Regions from separate parts of the Homo sapiens genome. Here all the other regions are linked to region 1. A link is a contact called in ENCODE Hi-C or POLR2A ChIA-PET data. All regions are on one chromosome and are shown on one strand. Each heading gives the region's core, a stretch centred on a gene start or an enhancer-like site at or near the end of the contact. The rest is flanking DNA. Distances are from core to core; before and after follow the strand shown. Region 1 holds the start of ZNF573 (zinc finger protein 573). Region 2 holds the start of ZNF234 (zinc finger protein 234). Region 3 holds the start of ZNF225 (zinc finger protein 225). Region 4 holds the start of ZNF45 (zinc finger protein 45). Region 5 holds the start of DPY19L3-DT (DPY19L3 divergent transcript).

The links. A loop is a pair of places that touch in the nucleus more often than their neighbours do. ChIA-PET counts read pairs that join two places held with the same protein, here RNA polymerase II (POLR2A). Pooled maps may share reads with other maps.
Region 2: a loop to region 1 is called in a pooled map, with 10 times the contacts of the local background. The contact joins the promoter of ZNF234 here to the promoter of ZNF573 in region 1. A Hi-C loop is called at or near these places in 2 of 50 pooled maps.
Region 3: a loop to region 1 is called in a pooled map, with 10 times the contacts of the local background. The contact joins the promoter of ZNF225 here to the promoter of ZNF573 in region 1. A Hi-C loop is called at or near these places in 3 of 50 pooled maps.
Region 4: a loop to region 1 is called in a pooled map, with 11 times the contacts of the local background. The contact joins the promoter of ZNF45 here to the promoter of ZNF573 in region 1. A Hi-C loop is called at or near these places in 5 of 50 pooled maps.
Region 5: a loop to region 1 is called in a pooled map, with 5 times the contacts of the local background. The contact joins the promoter of DPY19L3-DT here to the promoter of ZNF573 in region 1. A Hi-C loop is called at or near these places in 1 of 50 pooled maps. POLR2A ChIA-PET finds 5 or more read pairs at or near these places in 2 of 52 experiments (Caco-2 and activated T-cell).

Annotation. Positions count from the first base shown.
Region 1 is chr19:37,778,147-37,780,961 of GRCh38, reverse strand. It overlaps ZNF573 (zinc finger protein 573), which reads left to right and starts at 1,376. Exons shown (of 5, transcript NM_001172690.2): 1 at 1,376-1,418. RefSeq lists enhancers at 562-1,224, 1,083-1,432, 1,139-1,433, 1,225-1,888.
Region 2 is chr19:44,140,090-44,142,904 of GRCh38, reverse strand. It overlaps ZNF234 (zinc finger protein 234), which reads right to left and starts at 1,351. Exons shown (of 6, transcript NM_006630.3): 1 at 1,172-1,351; 2 at 538-591. RefSeq lists enhancers at 864-913, 579-1,169, 924-1,323.
Region 3 is chr19:44,111,940-44,114,754 of GRCh38, reverse strand. It overlaps ZNF225 (zinc finger protein 225), which reads right to left and starts at 1,356. Exons shown (of 5, transcript NM_013362.4): 1 at 1,186-1,356. ZNF225-AS1 (ZNF225 and ZNF224 antisense RNA 1) reads left to right here and starts at 1,572. Exons shown (of 2, transcript NR_033341.1): 1 at 1,572-1,933. RefSeq lists an enhancer at 903-1,602 and a silencer at 1,295-1,645.
Region 4 is chr19:43,933,932-43,936,746 of GRCh38, reverse strand. It overlaps ZNF45 (zinc finger protein 45), which reads left to right and starts at 1,465. Exons shown (of 10, transcript NM_003425.4): 1 at 1,465-1,823; 2 at 2,053-2,321. It overlaps ZNF45-AS1 (ZNF45 antisense RNA 1), which reads right to left. Exons shown (of 3, transcript NR_184050.1): 3 at 933-2,815.
Region 5 is chr19:32,404,194-32,407,008 of GRCh38, reverse strand. DPY19L3-DT (DPY19L3 divergent transcript) reads left to right here and starts at 1,470. Exons shown (of 3, transcript NR_046201.1): 1 at 1,470-2,018. DPY19L3 (dpy-19 like C-mannosyltransferase 3) reads right to left here and starts at 1,239. Exons shown (of 19, transcript NM_001172774.2): 1 at 1,100-1,239. RefSeq lists silencers at 858-1,607, 1,638-1,687.

The sequences.
Region 1 (2,815 bases), core at 127-2,626:
TGTCCAGCATGTTATAAGTGGATAAAGAAAATGTTACATATTATATATATTATGTATATAACCTTATACACATATATATATGTATATATAAAGGAATACTATTCACTTTTTAAGAAGAGGAAAATCGGCCGGGCACAGTGGCTCGCGCCTGTAAATGCAGCATTTTGTGAGGCCAAGGTGGGTGGATCACCTGAGGTCAGGAGTTCGAGACCAGCCAGATCAACATGGTGAAACCCTGTCACTGCTAAAAATACAAAAATTAGCCGACGTGGTGGCGCATGCCTATAATCCCAGCTACTTGGGAGGCTGAGACACAAGAATCGCTTGAACAGGGGAGGCAGAGGTTGCAGTGAGCTGAGACTGTGCCACTGCACTCCAGCCTGGGTGACAAGAGCGAAACTCCGTTTCAAAAAATAATAATAAGTAAATAGATTTTTAAAAAATAAATAAAAAATAAAAATAAAACAAGGAAAATTCTGTCATCTGTGACAACATGGATAAACCAGGAGGACATTATGCTAAGTGAGAGAAGCCAGTAACAGAAAGATAAATACCAAATACCACATAAGTGGTATTTGTGGAATCTAAAAAAGTCTAACTCTTAAGAGGCAAAGAATGGTGTTTACCAGAGACTGAAAAATGGGGAAAAGGGAGATGTTAATTAAAACAGTACAAAATTTCAGTTAGTCAGGAGAAATAAACTTTGTTAATCGATTGCATAGAATAGCAACTACATAAATAATGTGTTGCATGTTTCAAAATTGCTAAAAGTAGATTTTAAATGTTTTCACCACAAAAAAGTGAGGTGATGGATTTAATTAGCTTGATTTAATCATTTCGCATTGTAAACATAGATCAAAACAGCATATTGTACCCTATCAGTATATAAAACATACAATTATTATTTGTCCATTTTTAAAAAGTTACTTTTCTCATACCTTATAACAAGACTGGACTTCCTCAGGGGACACAGAGCAGAGTCCCCGCCCTCGGGAGCTCATAACCGATCCCCCACGCTCGCCCTCGCGGCCACACTTTGAAAGCCCTCCCCTACCGGCTCTACACTCAAACAGCCCGAGGCTTCGGGCAGCCTCGAGTTCGGATTCCACTTCTCAGCCTTCTGGGGTCACTGAAACCCTCAGAACTCCGAGGACAAGTCGGACACGCCTTCGCCTCAGCCATCTTCGCCAGCGCAATAAGTCTCTGTGTCTTCACACTCCTGGTAGAGGGAAAACTAAAACCTCCGGGAGCCAGCGTCCGGCGGTGCCTGCAATCTAACCGGGATTTGGGGTTCCGAGCCACTTTTCCCACAAGCCACCGCGGTCATGGAGCTTTAGGCTTAAACTACATTTCCCAGAGGGCAACGGGAACACCCAATCTATGGCTTCCCTTCCGTTTTCGCGTGGTTCTTTTGCAAGGTGGGTTGAACTCATTTCAGTATATAACAGGCACAGAGTACTCGCAGGGAGGGCTCTGGGCAATCAAGTTACGTTGGAGCCCAACCTAAACCAGCCGGGGTGGTGGAGGAAGCCCTTTAACCGTGGAAGCCTCTAGTGTGGACGGCCAGTTGTTATCGGAATCTCAGGCCCGTGGGTGCATGAACAGCAGAGGAGGGTATTTGAGTGCGCACGTGAGAGAATGTTGTATATGTCAGATGGGGAATGTTTGAGAGTGTGTGACAGAGAAACTGCGTGTGAGAGGCTGGGATGTGCCTCCTTGACGGTGGGTGCGGTTGTGAGGCTGTGACAGGTGAGTGAGTGGCTGTGCTTGCGTGACGGGGATATGAGGTGCTTGTCCTTTTCATGTACGTTGATTGCGGTGGCACTGCGGTGTCACTTTGAGTCTTGGCTGTAGGTTCCCGGCTGCTGCTTCTCTCCTCCCTCCTCACAGCTGCTTGCGGCTGACACACACAAAAAATGTCTGCAAGAGGGAAGTTGGATACTGAACTCTACATCAAGTTTTCCAGCAAGAAGGCATTGACTTGCTGTGAGATTGGAAACGCCTGGGAGGTTATTTCTTTGTGAGCTCTGAGAGCGAGCTACCTGTCTCAGAACCTCGTCTTTCCCAGAGCTCTGACCCCAGGAACCTGCTGTGAACTCATACCCAGATTCCAGCCTCTCTCCTACCTCCATGTGTTAAAGTGTGTGAACAGGGAAGGCGTGGAGGGTATTGTGTAAGGAGGCATTCCGTGCTTCAAGGAAAGGCCTGATAACTCATGATTTTTTTCTCCCTCCCTGGTCCTGCTATTCCTCAAAAGGACTCTAATGAGGAGGAAAAAAATTCTTTCACATCTAAAACTCAATGTTTAGGCTAGTTGGCTTTTTTCTTTCCTAAGGTTACTGGTTTTAGAGTATGTTTTACTTCATCTGAAATGTGTCTGAATGTCCTAATACCAATCTGCTTTCTTTCCAGTAGATGTTGGGAGCCATTGAGCTGAATCTCATTAACGTTCTCATATTTGGCCGGGTGTGGTGGCTCACGCCTGTAATCGCACCATTTTAGGAGGCCAAGGCGGACGGATCACTTGAGGTCAGGAGTTCGAGACCAGCCTGGCCAACATGACGAAACCCCATCACTACTAAAAATACAAAAATTAGTCTGGCGTGATGGTGCATGCTTGTAATCCCACCATCTTGGCCAGGCTGGTCTCGAACTCCTGACCTCATGATCCACCCGCCTCGGCCTCCCAAAGTGCTGGGATTACAGGCGTGAGCCACCGCACCCAGCCTTATGTGGATTATTTTACTTCATCTTCAGACTATTTTATATGCTAAATGACATTTTCTCCCAATTTACCAATGAGACTTTAAGACAC
Region 2 (2,815 bases), core at 102-2,601, 6.4 Mb before region 1:
ACTAAAACAAAATGCATTAGAAATTTAACCATTACTATCTTTACATCCTGATTTCATAGGTAATTACAATTTTTGTATCTTCGTATTTCTGTAATTTCTGAATGCTTCACAGTGATACGGTTCTATTAGAATGTGAAATATTTGTAATAAATGAAACAAAATAGTTGACAGTTTTTAAAAACTGAGAAAACTCCAAGGCAATTAGCCTTGCTCTTAAGGTCCTTTAATCAAGTTCTAACTTACTTTCCCCACCTGAGTACAGCTAGTTCCTCTGCCTCAATGAGAATATATCCAAGAGATGATCAACTCGGGCTCTGACCCTGAATGCCTAGGTTCCAACCCAAGTTTCACCTCTTACTACTTGGATGACCAGTACCTCTCCACAGAGTCACGTTGCGGCTTAAACGTATCTAATTGTATAAATCCCCTAGAATTGAAGTTAGCAATTAAGGCTTAATTATTATAAATGCCCATGCCCTATTACACATGCTACAAAGATACAGTCTCTGTAAAAGAAAAATGACAAGTCACACTCACGTGGAGCTTTGCTTTCAGTAGCCAAGAAGTCAGTCCGCGCAGTCCTTTTTCAGGCTGGGGAAGGAGAAAGCTGTGAAACATCCTGACTGGGTCGCTGTCCCTGAGAAAAGTTAAATGCTCCCCTCCCTTCGTGGAAGTGGACGCAACCCTCGCCTGCCTAAAAAGAGGTCAGAAGGCGTCCGGGATCGTCCAGCGTCCTGCAGGGATCAGAGATAAGGGCTGAGGCCCCTGCTGCTGGAGCTCTGACCCCACCGGGGGACCTAACAGGTTTCGTGGGAAAGTAACAAGAAACCACCACTCACCAAGTGACAGGGACTGTTTGTGTTGTGTAACCTATTCCAGTTACCAAAACGATTCTACAAAGATGGTCCTAACGTCCCCATTTTAAAGAACAGCAAGGAGAGGCCCAGGGAGATTAACACGCCAACCTTGCACTGTAAAAAAGTGACTGCGCGCCTGGAGTGCAGGGAGGCGGAGTGGGCGAGCTCAGAGCCCCGGAAACCCTCAAACCAGGCGAGACGCGACCCAACCAAGTCCCAATGCCCCCCGCCTCCCGCCGCGGGACACGAGGGGAGCCCCAGCCCAAGAAGGCTCCGCTGACACAACAAAAGCCGCCGCCCTCGCCCCACCAAACCTCTGCTCTCCCACGAGGCTTCTTTTCCCATAACCGGACCACCAGGTCCCAGCGAGCCCCAATCTTAAGTCCCTGACATTAGGAGGGGCCCGCGAGTCGCGGAACTGGAAGAAACTACCGTGGAATGTGCCGTGACAATCGCCCCCTCTTCCCTGGAGCGGAAGTGCCCGCGACTCCACTGATTGGCGGGACTACATTTCCCAGAATTCCCCGGATCCCCCTGCGTGGGTCAAATGGACCACGACTCCACTGAGCGTTTGGATTACACTCAGAATGCTGAGGGAAAAACGTTCAGAATCTCACCCTTCAGGGAAAAGCGATGGGACTCCGCGGTGCTCCTTGCCTACGATTCCCGCACTGCCCATGGGGAACGAATCCTATATCGCTGAGCGCTTGGTAGGGAATGTGGACTGTGACCCTGAGAGTCGTCCTTCCCTCTGCCTGAGTCCTTGAGCGAAAATATTGAATAGACAGCAATTCCTGAAGTCTAAACGCCTCCCAGGACTACGGAGGATTATTGGAAAGAGAACAAGCGAGGAGATACAATCTTCAAGGACTAAATGGGGAATGACTTTTTAGGGGTCAGTAGATGATTGATGATTGATTACTATAAACTGATAATATGAGGCCAAAACTAAAAGTTGGAAGAGTGAGCAAGTACAATGGTTTGGGAGAGGCAATGAAGAACAAAGAAGGTGCCAGCCCCTACTCCAGACGCTGTGGTACCACTGGTTTGGCAGGAAAAACAATCATCATTTGAGAGGGCCAGTGGGGAAGCCCTGTCCTCATGGAAAAGCTATCTTCTTTCGTTTACACTTTTCATGGTATTATGTCTACTGAAGAGGTAAAAACACCAAATTTCAGAGAAGCTCTTAAATTGCCCAATACTTCAAAGCAAGTATAACTGGTGAAGCGCTTGGCATTGATGTCAGACACCCAATGCCTATGATTTATTTAATGCAGTAGCATTAAGGAGGATCCTATACGTGAAGGAACATATTTTATTTTCTTCCTTTATATTTTTTGGTTAAAATATCGTCATTATAGTTAGCAATTTGGAATCTGGCTTACATTGGTTGATACAAATAAATAATAGAATAAAGCAAAATCAGAAAAAAACCCATCTAAAATCTTTCTTCAAGATAACCAGGGGCTGGGTGCGGTGGCTCACGCCTGTAATCCCAGCACTTTGGGAAGGCCAAGGCGGGCGGACCATGAGGTCAAGAGTTCGAGACCAGCCAGGAGAACATGGTGAAAACCCATATCTACTAAGAATACAAAAATTAGCCGGGCATGGTGGTGCGTGCCTGTAATTCCAGCTACTCGGGAGACTGAGGTAGGAGAATCGCTTGAACCTGAGAGGCAGAGGTTGCAGTGAGCCGAGATCATGCCACTGCACTCCAGCCTGGGCGACAGAGCAAGACTCTGTCACGGAAAAAAAAAAAAAAAAAAAGATAACCAGATTTTTTTCTCCCCATAAACATACATTGGCCTATTGATATGGTTTAGATCTGTGTCCCCACCCAAATCTCATGTTGAAATGTAATCCCCAGTGTTGGAGTTGGGGCCTGGTGGGAGGCGATTGGATCACCGGGGAGGTTTCTAATGGTTTAGCACCATCCCTCTAGTGCTGTTCTCCTGATA
Region 3 (2,815 bases), core at 107-2,606, 6.3 Mb before region 1:
TGAATCACCTGAGGTCAGGAGTCTGAGACCAGCCTGGCCAACATGGTGAAATCCCTTCTCTACTAAAAATACAAAAATTAGCCGGATGTGGTGGCAGGCACCTGTAATCCCAGCTACTTGGGAGGCTGAGGCAGGAGAATAGCTTGAACCCAGGAGGTGGATGTTGCAATGAGCTGAGATCGTGCCATGCACTACAGCCTGGGCGACAAGAGCGAAACTCCGTCTCAAGAAAAAAAAAGAGAGAGAGAGATTTACCACTTCTGTGGTATTCCAGCAAAAAATGCATATTTTGAAGTTAAACGTGAAATACATCAGAAAAACTCCAAATGAACATCTTTGACCAAAATAACTTCATCTATACTCTTCAAAAATAACAAGGATAAAATACCAAGAAAAAACGATGAAAGCTATGCTATCTTTCAAGATTAAAGACTAGAAAAACATGACAACTGAAAGCAACACCCATGCCCGAAGACACATCCTATACACTCTCGGTTGGGGTGAGCATCTCTGTCAAAGAAAAAAGCCAAGGATCACTCACGTAGAGCTTTGCCCTCAGAAGCCAAGAAGTCCCTCCCTGCAGCTCTTTTGGAAAGGTCGGGCTGGGTAAGGAGAAGGCTGTGAAACACTCTGACCGTGGTCGCCGTGCCCCATAAAAGTTAAATGCTCCTCTCCCCTCCTGGAAGTGGATGCAACCCTCGCCTTCCTAAAAGAGAGGTCAGAAGGCGTCCGGGATCACCCAGCGTCTTGCAGGAATCAGGGAGAAGGGCCGGTGCCCCTGCAGCTGGAGTTTCACCCCACCCGGGGACCTGACAGGCTTCGTGGGAAATTAACAAGAGACCACCAGTCACCAAGTGACAGGGGCTGCTTTAAGGCTCTCATTTGTGTTACCGCTTTCAGTTCCCAAAACGATTCTATTAGGATGGTCCTAAACTCCCCATCTTAAAGAACTGTAACGGGAGACCCAAGGAGATTAAGTAACATCCCAGCGTTTTATCGCGAGGAAGTGGCCACGCGCGTGGGGTGCAGGGAGGCCGAGTGGGCGAGCTCAGAGCCCCGGAGACCCTAAAACCAGGCGAGACGCGACCCGACCAAGTCCCAAACACCCCGGGGACGCGAGGAGAGCCCCAAGCCCAAGAAGGCTCCACTGACGAGAACGAAAACAGCGGCCCCGCTCCGCCAAACCTCTGCTCTCCGACGAGGTTTCTTTTCCCCTAATTCGATCACCAGTTCGTTAAGGATCCAATGCGTAGGTCCAGGAAATTCAGAAGGGTCTCGCGGAACTGACCCAAACTACCAGGGACAAAACTGCAGCAACCTCACAGTAACGGAGCGGAAGTGGCCCGCTACTCCACTGAGTGTCTGGACTCCACTTCCCAGAATTCCTGAGACAAACTGACCGCGACGACCCCGAGCGTCTGGACTACACTTCCCAGAATTCCCTGGGATCCACCTGCCGGAGTCAAATTGACCGAGACTCCACTGAGCGTCTGGACTACATTTCCCAGAAATCCCCTGATTCGCCTGCCGGAGCCAAGCTGACCGCTACTCCACTGAGCGTCTGGACTACCATTCCCAGAATTGCTTGTATCCTCCTTCTGGAGCCAGTGTGTACGACTCCACAGAGCATTTGGATTACACTCCTCCGAATGCTGAAGGAAAAACGCTCAAAATCTCATTCTTCAGGGGGAAGCGTTGCCACTCCGAGGTGCCCACTGGGAACGAATCCCAAAGCCACGAGCGCCTGCCTAGTGGGGAATGTGAACTGTTATCCTGAGAGTCGTCCTTCTCTCTCCCTGGTCCAGGACAGAAAATACTGAATAGACAGGAATTTCTGAAGTCTAAACGCCTCCAATGATAACAGGAGTGTTATTGGAAAGGGAACAAGCGAGAAGACACAGTCTTCGAGGAGTTAAGTTTTGCTAATCTAATGGTAAGAAATGGTTTCTAAATGTAGTTTTAATTTGTATTTGTTCTTTTGTAAATAAAGTGGAACATCCGTGCATATTTTCCGTTGCCACTATTATAGTCTTTGTGAATTGGTCAAATAGTTTGCCCACATTTCTATTGAGTGTTTAGTTTTTTCCCCTCCGTTAAGTATTATTTACATACTCATATTAACATTGTATCAAATATTGCTCAACCAAAAAGCTTTTTTCCTTTGACTTGTTTTTCGCTATGCAAAACGTTTTTAACGTGGTCGTTTTATTATTTAAAAAATATTTTTGAGGTGTAATTCACAAAACAAAATTATTTTAAGGCACATAATTCAATGGCAATGGCATCTAGTACGAATACAGTGTTGTTAATATATACGAGTTAAGAAGCCATCACTTAGGCAGATAGGGTATGGGAGCCCTCGGTAAGGCTTTTCTTTTTAATGAAAAGCAGCCCCAAATTATTTCCCTTCCTAAGGAAGAGCAGCCTGTAAAATCCAGCTGCCGCAGACATAGATACCAGCAGTTGTGCCAATCATGTTAAAGATGGCGGCTCCATCTTCCCTTCTCTTTGTCAGCCACGTGCACAGTAAGAAGCTGGCAAGATGGGCCAATCAACTGGGAAGCCTATTTGCATAAGAAGATTAGGGTGGGGCGACCAGCCTTCCCCACGCACTATGTAAACGTCATAACTGATCGAACCAATCTATGACCCCTATGTAAATCAGACACTGCCTCCTCAAACTGGTCTGTAAAACTCAGCACATTCACTGCCAGCCGACCCTTTTCCGCTCGGAGACCCCTTCCTCTATGGAGGAACCCGTTTCTCTTTCTCTTCTTCCTATTAAACCTCCGCTCCTAAACTGAGGAGTTTTTGT
Region 4 (2,815 bases), core at 216-2,715, 6.2 Mb before region 1:
AAAGTAGAGAGAGTACTTATCCAGATTTTGAAATGGCATTGATGCAGGGCAGTTTCTTGGCTTTGCTCAGGAAAGAATTCAACAGCAAGCCAGCAGCGGAAGAAAGCAGGTTTATCGAATCAACAGTGTTAAAAGCTCAGTGACTGTTCCTTGCAGACCAAGACTAGCCCACAGGCAGTGTGCCCAGAGTAGCAGCATATGGGCTGTTGGCTGGGTATATTTATACCAACTTTTCATTACATGCAAATTAAGGGGTGAGTTACTCGGAAATCTCTAGAAAAGGGGTTGGTAACTTCCAGGTGTTGCCATGGCATTTATAAACCGTCACGGCGCTGGTGGGAGTGTCTTATACTGATAGGTAGCAAAGGGAACTTACAGGTTGCTTTCCATCACTTGCTGGTTTCAGCAGGTTTCTTATCTGATCTTGGAATCACGCCCTGCTGGTCTCCTGCCTCAGCCTAAATTGAACATTGTTCAGATGTTTACAGCTACTCCTATGTAGTCAACTTCCATTTTTTCTTCTTTACCCTTTCATAATAAACTTGGAAAAATATTTAGTTTCTACCTAGGAGAAAAGTGAATAGTATAGCTTTCTGTATTTTTTGCACTTCATGTCTTAATCCCTCACTTCACCTCCCTCTCCTTACTGAATATTCATAGACACTTTGGCAAATCATAAGACACCTTTACAGATTCCTGATTCTGAGAGCAAGAAGTGATGTGATTCCTTAATCTGAACTGAATGTTTTCAAGATTTTATATAGGATAGAGCCTATTCAATACTATAATACTTTCTTCAGTATCCTGCGAATGAAAGAAAACTAAGCGCAAGAAAAGTGGAGAATTTTGCTGCTTTTGTTTCATGTCCTGCTGGATGATTGCATCTCCTTTTTTGAGCATTTTTAATCACAGATGAATCCATACCCATATTATAAAAGGCTTGTTGCTCTGGGCGGCTCTGGCCACCTCTTTTATTACCTCTGTTTTTAGCTCACACATAGCATTCCTTTGTATTTTCCTTTTTTTTTTTCATATTCGCAACTTCTGTCACGTATAAAAGGGAACAATGGCAAAAGGAAAAAGCAGGCTGAGCTCTACAAGCAATGACTTAGACTCCCCCCGCTAATTCAAAAGGAAAATTGCAGGCTGGCGGGAAGCTCAGCCCTACAGAGGATTCTGGGACGTGTGGTCCAGACTTTTGGGGGCACTTCAGCTCTGGGAAAGCGCGGCTTTGTTATTTGCTCCCCTGGGGAAATAGGAACCTATACCCCAGTGCTCAGTGGGTTCGGTGGTACTTCGACTATTTGAGGACGAGAACACGAAGCCCGCTCCCCTTGGGGATTCTGAGAAATAAGATTCGGCCGTGGGAGTCGAAGCCCGCACTTCCGCCCAGGGGGCGGGGCAGCGGCTTCCGTTCCTCCCGGGGATGCTGGGAAATGTAGTTCCAGAGCTCCCTGCTCTCCCGGGCACTTCCGCGGCAAGAGGTTGAGAGCGCGGCCTTCATTCCTCTCGTGGAAGTGAGTGAGTCCTGGGACCCCGCGACCTGTTTTAACTTTTATGGTTTGGTCGTAGGATCAGCAGGGCTCGCACTTCGGTCAGCAGGAAAAGACGCTGCGGCGAGCAGCGGAGGGCGGAGTTGAATGGCTGGGCAGCTGATTGCCTTACTGTATCCGGAGCTGCTGCGTTCGGGGCGGTTCGGGAGTCCCCTGGTTGGAAGTGGACCTGAATGGGGAGGCGTCTGAGGATCTCCTGGGCTCTCAGCGGCCCGACCCGCCTTCCCCCACCTCCCACAGCTCTGTAGCTTCCTAGCGGTGTAACGTTGGGTGAGAACTTAATCTTTCGGTGCTTAGTTTCTGGTCTTAGTTTCCTCTTCTGCAAAAGGAAATATTAACCTTATATATTTGTTTTGACAATTAGTAATATAGTACAAGTAAAATGTGTATGGAATAGTACAGGAATGTGGCAACATGTCGGCCGTTAATATTAAAACTATCATAATAAAAAATATTCATTTTTCAGCAAGCGCCTGGCTCTTCTTTCTGATTCCTGCAGGAAAGGAGGCTGTTCTTGGACTATGCCTGACCCGTTTTTTAAGAAAGAGTGCATCACTCAACAGGTGGCGTCTGGAGTTATCCTCTGTGGATTTTCCAGGATCTCAGACAAGATCGTGCAATCTCCCAGCCTCCTTTCCTTCCCCTGCCCTGACTTCTGAAAGAATGCTGCGGGAGAGGAGGAAGGAGAGCATCCTGGCTTCTGGCAGCAGAGCCCCACTGTGACAGGACCTAGCATTCACCTTCCTCTTCTGTTCCGAGTGCGAGAAGGTATTTCATTCCTTGCAAATGTTTCTGCTACAGAAGTGTTCCGTTATTGTATAATTGGAGAAAATGTGACATGAATATTAGTCACACTAGTTAAACATTGGGTGCTGAGTATCACTCTGAGGGCTTTATAAAAACTAACACACTGAACCTTCACAAAGGCCTTGTGTTGTGGGTTCTGTTCACCTTACAAAGGTGATGTGGGTATTGTGATATGGGTACTGTTATTACACCAATTATACAGATGAGGAAATGGAGAGAGCCTAATTTACTTTCCTATATCACAGTGCTAGTAAGAACAGTGGGATTTGTGTCCTAGACTTGGGTTCCTTACATCTGAATACCCTTGGTCTCACAGTTTGAAATCCCAATTTAGAATTAGGAAATAAAATAGATAAATGATCCATATAAATAATCATAGGAAACTGGCTGCAGAGGAGCCATTTGAGATCAAGTTGGGGAGGGAGGTTGGAATTTTACTGTAGAAGATTTTGAAA
Region 5 (2,815 bases), core at 221-2,720, 5.4 Mb after region 1:
AAAAAAGCAGGAAGCCAGATTTAAGTACTGTGCTTTCAAGCACTGGAAATGGAGAATCTGGAACAGAGAGGGAGAAGAGGAGTGTTTAACAAAGTCCTACAGCCACAGATGGGCTTATCCCCCATGTGACCTCATCCTAGAGTCCTCCCTAAGTGTGAGAGGACTTTTTTAAACAATTCATATATTCTAATATGTTAAGGCAGAAAACCAACACATATTTAAGTACCAATTATGTGTCAGGCACTGCAACAGTCCCATGAACTAAGAAAAAAAGTTCCTCCATCAGATCAAAAGGAATGCCATTGTAAACAACTGAAAAGGGACCAGAAGCGATTCTTTATTAATAAGGACGACTAGCGCTAGCCGGGCGAGGCGGCTCATGTAATCCCAGCGCTTTGGGAGGTTGAGGCAGGAGGATGACTTCAGACCATGAGTTTGAGACCAGCCTGGGGAACAGAGCGAGACCCTATCTATACAATAAAATAGCCAGGCTCGGTGGTGCATGCCTGTGGTCCCAGCTACTCCAGAGGCTGAGGTGGGAGAATCGCTTGAGCCCAAGAGTTCGAGGTTGCAGTGAGCCGTGATAACGCCACTGCACTCCAGCCTGGGCGAGACAGCGAGACCCCTGTCTCTAAAAAATAAAAATAAAAAAGCCTAGCGCTCTAGTGAGCATCCCCTGGACGAGGCAGGCACCGGGTCCGCTTACCTACGCGCCACGCCCCTGCACACCTGGCGTCCCCATCAGGTAGGTCTCCAAGGACAGGGGCAGCCGGGAAGTTCAGGCACGCGCCCCAGCTCTCCCAAGACCGCGAGCGGCCGCCGGGGTCGCAGCCCAGGCCCTGCCTCGCCGCACGGCCGACGAGCAGAAGCCGCTCCGCAAACTTGGTCCTTCCGGAGCCCAGCCCGGCCCGCGTCCCGGCAGACACTCCCGCGCTCCGCCCCTCCCGACGCCCCGACGCCGCGGCCGCGCCCCCCGACTGCGCCACGCGGCGGGGAGGGGCGGCCCCAGGGGCTCGGGGCTGTAGCCGAGGGTTCCGCCGGCGCCCGCCCGCCCTCTCGGTAGACCCTCGCCCGCGCGTCCCGGCGCGCCGCCACAGACCTGCGGCCTCAGCCGTCCTCACGCGCGGCTCCGGGAGGGGAAGGAGGCCGACGGGGCTAGGCGGGAACGGGGCCGCGCCACGGGCCGCAGCGCGCCGCGGGTACAAGGAGGGCAGAACCGCCGCGGAGCTTTGTGGAAATGAGGGGCTGGGGGGCGTCAACAGCCCCGGGGAGGGGGCGCGCCGGAGAGGCCGGGCGGCTGCCCCCGCGCCCATAGGCCCCGGGAGCTGTTCGTCAACACTAGGCCCCGCCTCCTCCCGCGGTTCCCCGCCTCGTCTCGTGCTGCGCTGGCCGGAAGGAAGCGGCACACTTCCGCTTGCCTGGTCCGCATTGAGTCCGGTCTGTTCCGGAGACTCTGAGCGCGGCCGCGGAGCTGCAGTGGCGGGGAGTGGGGTGCGGATCTTGTGTTTGCGCACGCAGTCGCCGGCCACCTCAGGCCGGAGCTAGAGATACGGCTCGGGATAGGAGGGCCCGGCGGCTCTGAGGCAGGTTCGCCTCGAGCCGCACGGCCCGGAGCAGCGGCTCCGCGGTGGTCCCCGGGGCTTGAGAGGGGTGCGGGCCTGGGAGCCCCTGAGGGCCTGATTTACGGAACTCCCCCTCCTTCCTCCTTTCTGCCGTTCCCTGCTCTGTGGCGGATGCGCAGGGATCAGTAGGGACGGCAGCAGTAGGGCCACTCGGGCCTGCCCCGCTTCCCGCATTGCCCGGTTTGGCGCGCCGCCTCCGGGCCTTGGCAAAGCCCCAGCGCCCGATTGTCACTGACCAGTGCTTGGAAGTCCTTTACCGACTGCCCGTCAGCGTCCCGCGGAGAGGATTTTGCGTCTCCAAAGACGCCCCTCTTCCGAAAACAGGCTCCTCTGTGTTCTCAGTCGGGTATATTTTTCTGTCTCCAAACTAGATTGGCAGCCGTTTTTTGAGAGCAGGTACTGACTGTGCTTTATTTCTAGATACTTTTCTTAGTCACACCACGGAAAACACTAGGTGGAACCTTTTTTAAAATTATTTTTTACAGGTGAGGCTCTCAGTCTGTCGCCCAGGCTGGAGTGCAGTGGTGCTATCACGGCTCACTGCAACCTCGGCCTCCTGGGCGCAAGCGATCCTCCCGCCTCAGCCTCCGGAGTAGCTGGGACCACAGGCTCGCACTACTATGCCCAGCTAATTTTTAAATTTTTCGTAGAGATGGGGGTCTTGCTTTGTCGTCCAGGCTGGAGTGCAGTGGTGTGATCGTAGCTCACTGCAACCTTAGTCCCCTGTGCCCAAGTGACCCTGCTTCCTCAGCCTCCTGAGTAGCTGAGATTCATTTTAATTTTTATAGTGATGGGGTCTCGTTGTGTTGACCAGTCTGGTCTAAAACTCCTGAGTTCAAGCAGGCCTCCTGCCTCAGCTTCTCAAAATGTTGGGATTACAGGCTTTAGCCACTGCAGCGGGCCCATCAAACGTTGTATTTGTCAGTACATAATTTACATGTTAATTGATTTTTGTTAAAGGGATGGCCATCTGGGACCTCCACCCGTGAAAAGGCGGCTCATTGGTCTGACTCCAACACTAAATTACGCCATCCAGGAAGCCTTTCCTAGTCACCTCTGTTGGAGATCGTCCTCCTTTGTGTGTCGGTTGTTAGTAAAGAGCACACGTTCTGTGGAAAGATGTTGAGGTATCTGCTGGATGGCTTTGATAGAAACAAATGTCAGCTGTTTTTTCAGATGGCATTTGTCTTGTT